Regions from separate parts of the Mus musculus genome. Here regions 1 and 3 are each linked to region 2. Evidence: chromatin loops called from intact Hi-C (ENCODE). Cell type or tissue: heart. All regions are shown on one strand. Each heading gives the region's core, and the rest is flanking DNA. Links, peaks and the distances in the headings are about the cores only.

What was found. Hi-C counts contacts between places; a loop is a spot of excess contacts. Peaks named below come from ENCODE experiments on the same cell type or tissue, not always from the same donor. Only the 100,000 strongest peaks of a DNase experiment are listed, where the experiment ranks them.
Region 1: it touches region 2 in a loop (4-fold over the local background); 6 of 42 quality-filtered maps call a loop at or near these places.
Region 3: it touches region 2 in a loop (10-fold over the local background); 30 of 42 quality-filtered maps call a loop at or near these places.

The regions. Positions count from the first base shown.
Region 1 is chr8:49,707,424-49,710,743 of GRCm38, forward strand. No RefSeq gene overlaps it. Among named protein-coding and RNA genes, the nearest start is that of 4930555F03Rik, 340 kb to the left of the region's middle. In heart, for the core only: a CTCF peak has its summit at 1,498 (motif pointing left); no DNase peak of the experiment used is centred there.
Region 2 is chr8:48,220,797-48,224,116 of GRCm38, forward strand. Gm32923 (a long non-coding RNA gene) reads left to right here. Exons shown (of 3, transcript XR_870430.3): 1 at 1-2,183. Among named protein-coding and RNA genes, the nearest start is that of Gm32923, 2.4 kb to the left of the region's middle. In heart, for the core only: a CTCF peak has its summit at 1,738; a DNase peak (open chromatin) is centred at 1,755; H3K4me3 peaks cover 726 bases; H3K27ac peaks cover 458 bases; H3K27me3 peaks cover 345 bases.
Region 3 is chr8:48,525,917-48,529,236 of GRCm38, forward strand. All of the region lies in intron 2 of Tenm3 (teneurin transmembrane protein 3), which reads right to left. Among named protein-coding and RNA genes, the nearest start is that of Gm39178, 130 kb to the right of the region's middle. In heart, for the core only: a CTCF peak has its summit at 1,708 (motif pointing left); no DNase peak of the experiment used is centred there.

The sequences.
Region 1 (3,320 bases), core at 556-3,055, 1.5 Mb after region 2:
AGGCAGCAAGATGGGTCAGCAGAAAACAATGCTTAGTTTAAAATGCTTAGTTTTAGCAACCCGGATTTGATTCCTGGAATCTGTGAAACTGTGTAAAGAGAAATAATGCCACAAAGTTGTCTTCTGATCTCATTTCTACGTGAGCACTTATATACCATGGTATACCCAGTCTTGTATACACACAGCCATACACACAGAGACATACACACACACACACACACACACACACACAGAGAGAGAGAGAGAGAGAGAGAGAGAGAGAGAGAGAGAGACTCACACACAGACATACACACAAAGAAAGGAATAATAAAAGAGAAAGAAGAACAACAGCTACTATATATCATTACATGTAAAAAAAACTTTAGAGGGAAAAAAAGCCCTGACTGTACATCTCAAACTTGCATAAAGCTACACATTTGAAGAGCAGAGTGATAAGACAGACTTCTAGTAATACCTCAGATGAGCCTCATTCTTCTTCTAACTCCAACCCTCAACTTTGCCCACCGTAACCCAAATCTCACACACTCAGGAGGCCTTGCGGGGCTTCCAGAGTATCAAGCTCATGGGAACATTTCTGTAGTTGGGAAAATGATTCAAATTTAAATTCTGGTGTTCACACTTATGATTTAGCTCTAAAGCCTTTTCTGTGATGTTGCTGAAAGACACTGCTGCCTAGAACATATCTCATCCCCTGGCCCACTGGTCCAGAACAGTCTTCCTTCATAGACAGTTGGCTTCTATAAGAGGGTGATTGCCCTGCACGGATGGCAACGAACTCTATTATGGTCTTTTGTGATGTCGGCCACACACAGATTTCTAAGATGGGGATGTATAATGAGATAGAGGTGTACTACATACTCATGGGAGAGCAGTACTATTATCACTTGTAATAAATGTTGGCAAAGGACAGGTGAAGGAGGAGGTATATAGTTAAAAAAAAATCTTGCGATAGAGACAAATGGAGACTATGAAGCAGCACAATCTTAACAATTTTGAGGATATAAGGGTGCTCTCCCATAGACTTTGAAAGATACCTTCTTTCAAAGAAAACACACACACACCTTTGATTGTCTCCGACTATTCTCATTTTTGTAAAATCTAAATCGTGATATCTTTCATTCTCTTTAAGAGGGCTGAATTCTGTTCAAGAACACCTTCAGCCCATTCAAATTATTCTCATAAACACTATATACTAAATAAAGCACTTTAAGCTAAAAAAAATCTTTTGGATTTGATCTGAACAACTATGTTTTTGACCCATTTCTTACCTTCTACTACCATTTAGCACTATTTTATTATTATGTTTTAAAAAGATGATTAAAACAGATTCTGAGATGTTAAATTTCAATCTCTCTCTCTCTCTCTCTCTCTCTCTCTCTCTCTCTCTCTCTCTCTCTCTCTCTCTCCCCTCTGTCTCTCTCTCTCTGCTCCCTCTCTCTCATTCGTGAGCACTTTGACTGAGCTATAGCTCCATCTTCTGGAAGTGCATATCACTAGCAATGGCTAGAGACCAGGAGCCAGGCAAGACTTTGCTACTCCAAACATCCCATCAGTTTGCCTCTCCCCAGTACTTCTTTATATCACTCACTGAGAGAGACTGTACCTCACTCAACTACAAGAAGAATAGCAGAGGTCTCAGATAGTCCTCAAGTACAATGGAGACTAAGCCTGTAGCATGTGATAGACCCATCTCCCAAGTGCAGGTGTTCAGCACAGGAGACAACATGGAAAGCCTAGTATTAAAGTTACAAGGTTACAGACCTTAGATTTTGAAAACATTCCTTTACTGTTGATTTCCATCTGGATTGTAAAATAGCATTTTTCCCCATAACCCCTGAATTCAGGCTTAGTTCTTCACACTGAGTAGCTTCCTTGTTCAATTTTTGGGTAAGAACAATGATATATTAGTTTTAAAATCCTTGCTTCTAGCTTTCCCTAATTCTATGTTCCTTCCAAGTCTCCATGCTAAGTCTTCTTGCTTAGAGTTTATTGTGTGTGTTTTCCGTTGATTCTAAATAACAGAATCATTTTAGAAATGACCAAATCTTAATCTACAAATGCTTTGGATGCTTTTCTAAAGAGATTTATTTCTGTGTATGTGGATGTGTCTGCGAGAGTATGTGACACCTGTGTGCAGTTGTCCATGCAAATCAGAAACCCTCCAGCTGGGGCTGTGAGCAGTTGTAAGCCACCCAATGTTACTGGGGGGAACTGGACACTGGCCCCCTGGAACAAGAGTAAGTGGTCTTACAGCTGAGACATCTCTTCAGAAACTGGGCTACTTTGTAAAACCACTACCTTCTTTTTTAATATTAAAACTTTGAGATACTTTTCGATTTATAGTGTGTTATTATTTCCTGATTATGTACATAGTCCTTCCAGGTAGCCCAAACTGGCCTTGAAAGTCACAAGGTCCTGCCTAGTGCTCCCTATTGTAGGCATGCAGCCACAAGGCTCAACCATAATATCCTTTTTTCTCTAAATAAAAGTCAGAAATTGGCTTATTATTTGTTGCTGTGTTCTCTATCTTTAAGATTATTGACGCTATGTAAAGTTGAAGACTCTCAGATTATATCCAAGTATAAAACAGATCTTTCTTAGCTTCCTCAGTCCATTCTTTCACAGCACTATATTTTTATTGTTCTATGTGGCATTTAGAGGAATGTGTGCTAGGCTGAGCATATCAATCAGTTATTTATTCACAAACATATAACCATACATGGTCAGTAAACTAGTTTTAGTTTTAACCCTTTATAGTGGTTCTATCATTTCCGGTCCTAAGTATCCTATAGAAATTGGACACCATTTGCCTTTAGCCTACTCCATACTTTAAGAAAATTGTGCTAAACAGAGAATAAGATCAGTTTACTATTTACTCAATATATAAATTGAACTCCCCCAAAAATCTGTATAAATACTAATGATGGGTGAATTGAAACTATCACTCTGATTTTAATAAAATATAAGTACCATATAATAAAGCACAAAAATCTGCCTTATTTACTATCATTGAACATATGTCTCTTTGGGAAGATGGATATTGTGAACGTCCTAAAATTAAAAATATAGTATTCAATCTATATGGAGCTACATGTGCACAATTACAGCTCATACACTTGGCTGGACCATGATGTAACATCTTTTTAATGTTTCAGAAAAGTAGAGTTTTAGGATTTTGTGATAACTGCGATGAACAACAAGAGTCACAACCAAACAGAAAGAACATTTCATTAAGTTTGTGCTGGAATTGAGATATATTAGAATATTTCTACATTACCATTTCCATGTTAAAATATTCTTTCTTATTTTCTTCTTCTTAT
Region 2 (3,320 bases), core at 475-2,974:
TGCCTTCAGCCAGGCAAAGCGGAGACTGAATGGGTCTTTTCTGCTCCGGCCTGCTCCCAGTTCCACCGCCTCTCCAGGGACCTTCTAAAGTTTGATTAACTAGAGTGCTAATTGGCGGAGGCTGCAGACAGAGCCCGAGTATGGCAAGGCTAGTCGTGTTTTCTTTGATTTACAAGAGCCAGGCAAGGCTACGTCCACAGTTTAATGAGCGGGAAGTAATTGGGGACCTGTTGCCTTCAAAGAGCCCCGAGCCGGAGCCCGCCTCCCCTGCCTTTACTACTGGCATAGAACACCGCCTCTAGGTGTGACTGTGGGTGGGTAGGGCTCTGGGAGGGAGAGTGGGGACCTCCGAATCTGGAATGCTGTCAGTTTGTACTTAGGAGGCGGCAACTTTGGGTTTTAGGACTGGTTTAGGACTGCCAGCCACCAAAGAGAGCTGCAGCTGTCACAGAAGGAAGAGGTGGCATGTGGGGGACCCCCTTGTACTTTGGCAGAGGCCAGGTGAGGGAAGCCAGCTCTTGCTTTAGCACCAGGGAAAAGCAAAGACTGAAGACCAGGACTGATAGGCCTTCTAATCCAGCTGCAGAACCTGGCTCTCCGTGCTCTGGGTGTGTGTATGTGTGCCGCTGGGGGTGTCCTCTCCCTGGGACTCCAGCTCCCAGGAGCACCCGAGGGAGCCTTCCCGGAGAACGGTGAAGATAGGAACTTGGACATACTTGGCTCATGTAGAAGAGTGTTGTTCCCTCCCCTCCTCCTCCCACGGACAGCCTGCCTGTCTGGCCTGGCGGTTCTGTCACGGAAGGGCAAGATGCTCGTTCAGTCCGGACATCTAGCGGTCCACTTTTATCTTCTCATGAGGTGTAGGGTTCTGATCTCATCTTGTCTGCCATGATATTTTGACTTCCTATGTGATCTCTAGCCCCCCTTTTTTTAATCTCAGAGAGAAAGTGGGGAAATGGGTCTACTTATTTGGGTCCCCAAAGGAGCCTCCAGAAATGTCACTAGATTCTACCTAGCCAGGGACGGTTTCTTAAGGTAGGTACATGCTGTCACTTAAAATCAGCATGTACTGGCTTCTCTGTGTGACAACCCAGGAAAGAAAGGTTGAAAGTCCATTTTTTTTTTTTTTCTCACCCTGGCAAATGAGGCCAAGCTGTGGAAGGGAGGGGCTGGGGGCAGGAAGGATTTTTTTTTTTTCAGGCTGCCTGTCATTCTCGCACTTTCTGTGAGAGCCTAGCTTGGGCAGAAATAAAAATGCCACTCTGAATTTAAATAATCTGTCCTTCTGGGAAAGTCTTCGCGGCGACAGGGCTGTTAACATGGAAAGTAAAAAGTAAACAATGTATTTCAGCAATCAGTGTTCTGAGTGGGCTGCGGGACTCAGACAGCCTGCGGACAACTCCTGGGAGGAAGGGCCCTCTTATGATCTGCCAGGCGAGAGGAACATGGATTGACAGAACTTCTGCAGGCGCATGCGGTCGGGAAAAATCTTATGGGAGTAAGGATTGCAAGGACCAAGCTTCAGTGAGGCGGTGCATGAAGCAGAAGGAATCGCTTTATGTGTGGAAGTCTACGGGCAGAACAGAATGGGACCAGAGAGGATCGTTTGAATTGGCCCATCCAGAGCCGGGTAGATGGAGATCTTAAGTCTCCCTTTGTTTTTGTGTTTTGTTTTGTTTCTGGTTCGGGACATTGCTGCCACTTTAGCGTAGACGTCGACAGCTAAGACGCCCATCGCTAGGGGGCGCAAGAGCCCTTCATGAAAGTGCCTCGCAGCCACCATGACCCAGACACAGGTCTCTGCTGAGGCTCACTCCTCAAGGGTGTCACCAGATGTTGAGACAGGATCTTACTCCTCCAAAAAGCCAGAGTCCTGAAAACTGAGGACAGACTTGTAGAAAGATTGTCACTCCCTTCCCTATTTCTTGTGAGCCGTGCTGCTCGGACCACTCAACGTCTCCCTCTATGTGCTTTGCAGAATTGCGTTTCAGCGATGGAGAATAATGCTTAAATCTCAAGCCTGACCTTGGAGATAATGTCACAGCTGAAGTGAGACTTTGAAACCTGCTTGCTCATAACCTTTTGTCAATAAGTTGGAGATGAAAGACTCTCCTTCCCTGTGATATCCTCAACTGTCAAAATCACCTGGCTTATCAATGGACCAGCATGGCTTTCCCCCTAAGGTGAAGAAAAGCAGACACAATGTTTTTTTTTTTTTAAATGGTTACAACCCAGGCAGCTCTTGCTGGGGTCATTTCAGAAAGAGAGAATTAAGGGAGAGAAAAGGGGAGGATGTAGAGGCAGGAGGACCTGGGAACGACTTTTAAGGAGTTAATTTCTGAACTTGGCACAATAGGCTTCCCGTCCGTTTATCTGGGAGGGAATGTTGGGATGAAGTGGATCTTCACCAAAACTGTTGCTAGTCACCTCGTGACAAGAACCTGAGGTGGAAGAGCTCAGAGTTCCGATGAGCAGGTCTCTTTTCAGCTCAGGTCACTTTCCCTCCCTGGGTGTTTACACTCCCCTCACCTTGACAGCGTTAAGTTTCGAGAAGCTTTCGGAATGCCTTTCCACTCAGAGGACCGGTTGTAAATCGCGTCCATTCTATGCAGCGAGAGCGATGCTGTCATATGGACATAGCCATTGCTGGTGGGATTCAGGAAATGTCTGCACATGTAAAAAGAATGTGATCTCCCTTCCTAATGCAGGTGGATGCCAGGGGCCACATACAAGTCATCCTATAGGCAGGAAGACTGCAACTGAGCCACTCTCTTGCCCTAGAACTAACAATTTATACTTCTAATTTTAATTTTCCTCTGCTTAGATCCCGGAAGGATTTATTAAATTTGCTTTGTTGAGCCCATTATCTCTAAACTGAATAATGATGTTACTTTTAAGCTCAGCACCAGTCTGTGGTAAATTCTCTATACACAAGGCTCTAGGACTCCTGTAGTGCTCTATGTCAGAATTTTAAGTTGGTTCATTAATGAAAAGGTTTGCTCGATCTACCTAAAAGTTATTAGTAATTAACTGACATCAAGAGACCATTGCTTGTAGAGGTGGTAACAGACGAGAAAAGTGGTAAGAGGATTTTTCATTCTGGGGGCTTGGATCAGAGGGCAGAACACTCTAGCAGCCTTGTCACTACCGTTTTGGAACTTGGGTTCACCCTGTGGTTAAGGTGAGTAGGGATATATAAACAATGTGTCACCTTTCTCCATGACCTTGGTAGGATGACAAAGTCAAAGGAGAGGCTTATGGAAAAATCTCTAATCCCTCCTTTGGATATGATGGGCACTCATTAGCATTGCATGGATGAC
Region 3 (3,320 bases), core at 556-3,055, 310 kb after region 2:
CAATGTAATTACTGAAAGCTGCTTTATTTCTAGTGCCAATTACACTAAAAAAAAAAGAGCACGGCTGAAATAAGCGAAAGCCATCTTCACAATGGCCTCAGAATTCTGTCATAAGTCAATTCTCAAAACAAAATAATTGCTGATAAAAATATAGCCAAACACGTATCGCTATTATCGGCCATATGCAGGGACTGCGGCACAGATTCCATTTTAAAGTGTCTCCATTGCTTACTTTTGCCCTGTGTACTTCCTGAATGCACATACAGAATTTTAGGGGAGAAGGGTATCTCATGGTCTCCTTCATTTATTTGTAAAAAATAAACAGCATCATAACAATTTCTTATATATTGGAATTCTTATATTCGCTCATCAATCCCTCCACCGTAAGACAGTAGTATTCCATCTAGACATCAATGAGGCTTATTTCTAATTTTGTTGTGGTTTTTTTTTGTTATACGCAATTCCCCACAGAGTGAACGATCAGACACAAAACACCAAAAAGCAAACAAACAAACAAACAAAGACATCCAACAAACAAAAATCTCCAATAATTTATCAGTAGACAGACAAAGCAAATTGATCCCTTGCAAACCTGGGCTCCTGTGTTTATTTATAAAGAATTGGCATAGCGTAAAAATAATATTTTCAACACTACAAATGAGGGTTATTACTTCCATTTCTGAAGCAATGCCTCCCTCAATGCGTTCCTCAAACATTCAAATCCCAGCTTAATAAAAACAAATGGCGTTCCTCATTTCTTCAAAATTGCACATTCAATATCATAAGCCTTGCATTTTTAACCAGACAGTAACACTTTCAAATCTAGTAATTAAGTATTCATAAGCCTGAGTTGAGGGGGTAGTGTTTGGGGAGGGAGGACTGACTATGATAAATATATTTATAACTTTCATATCAATGATTTTAAATGCATAAAAATAAATAAAAGGTAAGTTAAGATAACATAGAAGCAGAGCCTAACTAATCCCTAAAAATGTTTTGTGCCGCCTTAATAGATACCTAATTAATTATAAATATGTATAGTATCATTAGAGGATTTTAACATTTTTAGCCATCAAGAATGGTATCCTCTTTTGAACATTAGAGACTTTCAAGTTGGCAAACTAAGAGAGAACCTTTTTATATCTCACAGGAAACTAACTGAACATTGACTATATTAAGTAAACCAAAAGTATGTGTGTTAGCCTCCAAATTCTTTTACTTGCTGAACCTTATAGTTTCCAACTCTGATTTTCAATAAAATTGGGAAGCAGCTAATAACACAGAATTCATTTTTTGAGAAAAATGTTATCAAGCATAATGTGCCAAATAAGAATATATGCAATAAAATTTAGCCAAGATCCATCGACTCAAATGGTCTTCCTTTCTCAAGAAAGGAAAAAAAAACCCACACCTGATTAAGACAATGTGCTTTTACAATTGTGACTTTCTAGGCCTACATGACTGGATAATATTTTGTCTAGTGTGACAATTTTAACGCTAGGAACAAAAAAAAGGGACAATTTAAATTACAACCTATAACTGCATGGCCATAATCTTCAGTCAGAGATCTGTATTTCGTTTATGGCTGAAAAGAAGGCATCTATATCTGCTAGTCAGCGTGGTACCTACAACAATGGTATACAAAAAAAAAAGAAAAGCGACATTATGTTTATTAACTAAATCAATTTTTATACTGCCCTCTGGTGGCAAAGAATCAACTAACTGCACGAGGAAAAGTCTGATTAGGAAAACACGTGATGGGGGGGCTATAAAAAGATCTTGAAAAATAGAACAGCAAAATTTTACACCATATGTCACGCTTCTTCTTTACAGGATATTAATCATTAACCAAAATAAAATTCCAAATATGAATCTCAAATTTTAATTGCTAAAAAGTTAGAAGAATGACAGGAGCAGAAAGTGTTGTCCTCACACTTGCCATTAGATAGTTTAAAGGACACAGAAATAGCCAACGGACTACTGAGAAATTAAACAAATTATGCCCACACATCGGGGCATGGGACTAAATTCCACTGACTTGTTATTTTTAGCATATGTTCATAAAAAAAATAAGCAGGAGATCTGTAACCCTTTCAGTGCTTTGAAGGAGGATTAGTACCGCAATTGTCAAAGTAACTCTGCGCTCTCTAGAATTCAAAACTCTAAGCAGATGAAAGTGTGACAGTATTTAATTTCCACAGAACCAAGCTGACTTAGTTGATAACTGGACTGACATCCGATGCGCTTAGCTCAAATGTGAACTCTCCTGCCTTTGATGTTAATTAATGCAATAATAATAATAATAATAATTATGATCAGATATGTTCCAAAGTTGTAATGTGTAAGTAGTTACTGCATTTGCATGAATCCAAAAATATATATAATTTCTAACCTAATTCAATTTTGCTTTGCTTTGTGCCTAACTAATCACTTTGTATTCTTGGTATTTTGTTCATTATATTTCAGTTCATTTTCAACATCCAGGTTTCAGAATAATAAATAATGGTTTGGGGATATGAAGCTATTTTTATTTATGATCTTGAAAGGCGGGTACTGAAAACACAGCATAAACTGCGGTGAAAATCTGTATATCTTAGCTGTGATGCTGTGTCTCATGGACAAAATTTATTAAATAACTCAGATTTATATTTTCAAAAGTACAATCTCGGAAGCCTATGGAATTTATCCACATTGTTTGTCTTGGAAGAACATTCTAGAATGCAATAGCGAAATGATCCAGATAAGACATCTTAGAGGCTGGCAGAGATCCCTGGAGGGGGCTTTCAGAGGCAAACGGGGAAGGTTCTCAGTAAATCTATATTTCCCCCCAGTTTCTGTTCTGTATGAGCTATTGACTGAAAGAAAGAAACTATACTTGATTATCTTTGTTTGCTTGTATATTCTTACTTAGAATACCCATGGCCATCCTTTTCTTTCCAGGGGTGTCAATCAAAGCTGAAGACTGATTACATCATACCTCGAAGGGAAGGACCTACACAGGAGCCTCTGCAAGGGCCTGAGCATATAACACTCACACATAGCGCAGCACCTCTAGGAACTCTCTGGAAATCTCTACAGTTCTTGTATGTAGTGTGCTTACAGGCTTTCACGAGATCAAAGGGAGGGAACAGGGATCCAAGAAGCACTCTTGAACAGATACAAAGCATCAAGAATTTCAGGGCAACCTACACTACAAGATCTGCCTCAAAACAAAAGCAACTAACAAAGAAGAAAACATGTCAACAAACCAGAGACGTAAACAACCTATGCTAAAATTAATTTTAGAAGAATAGTCACTATCGTATCGACCTTGAAATTAG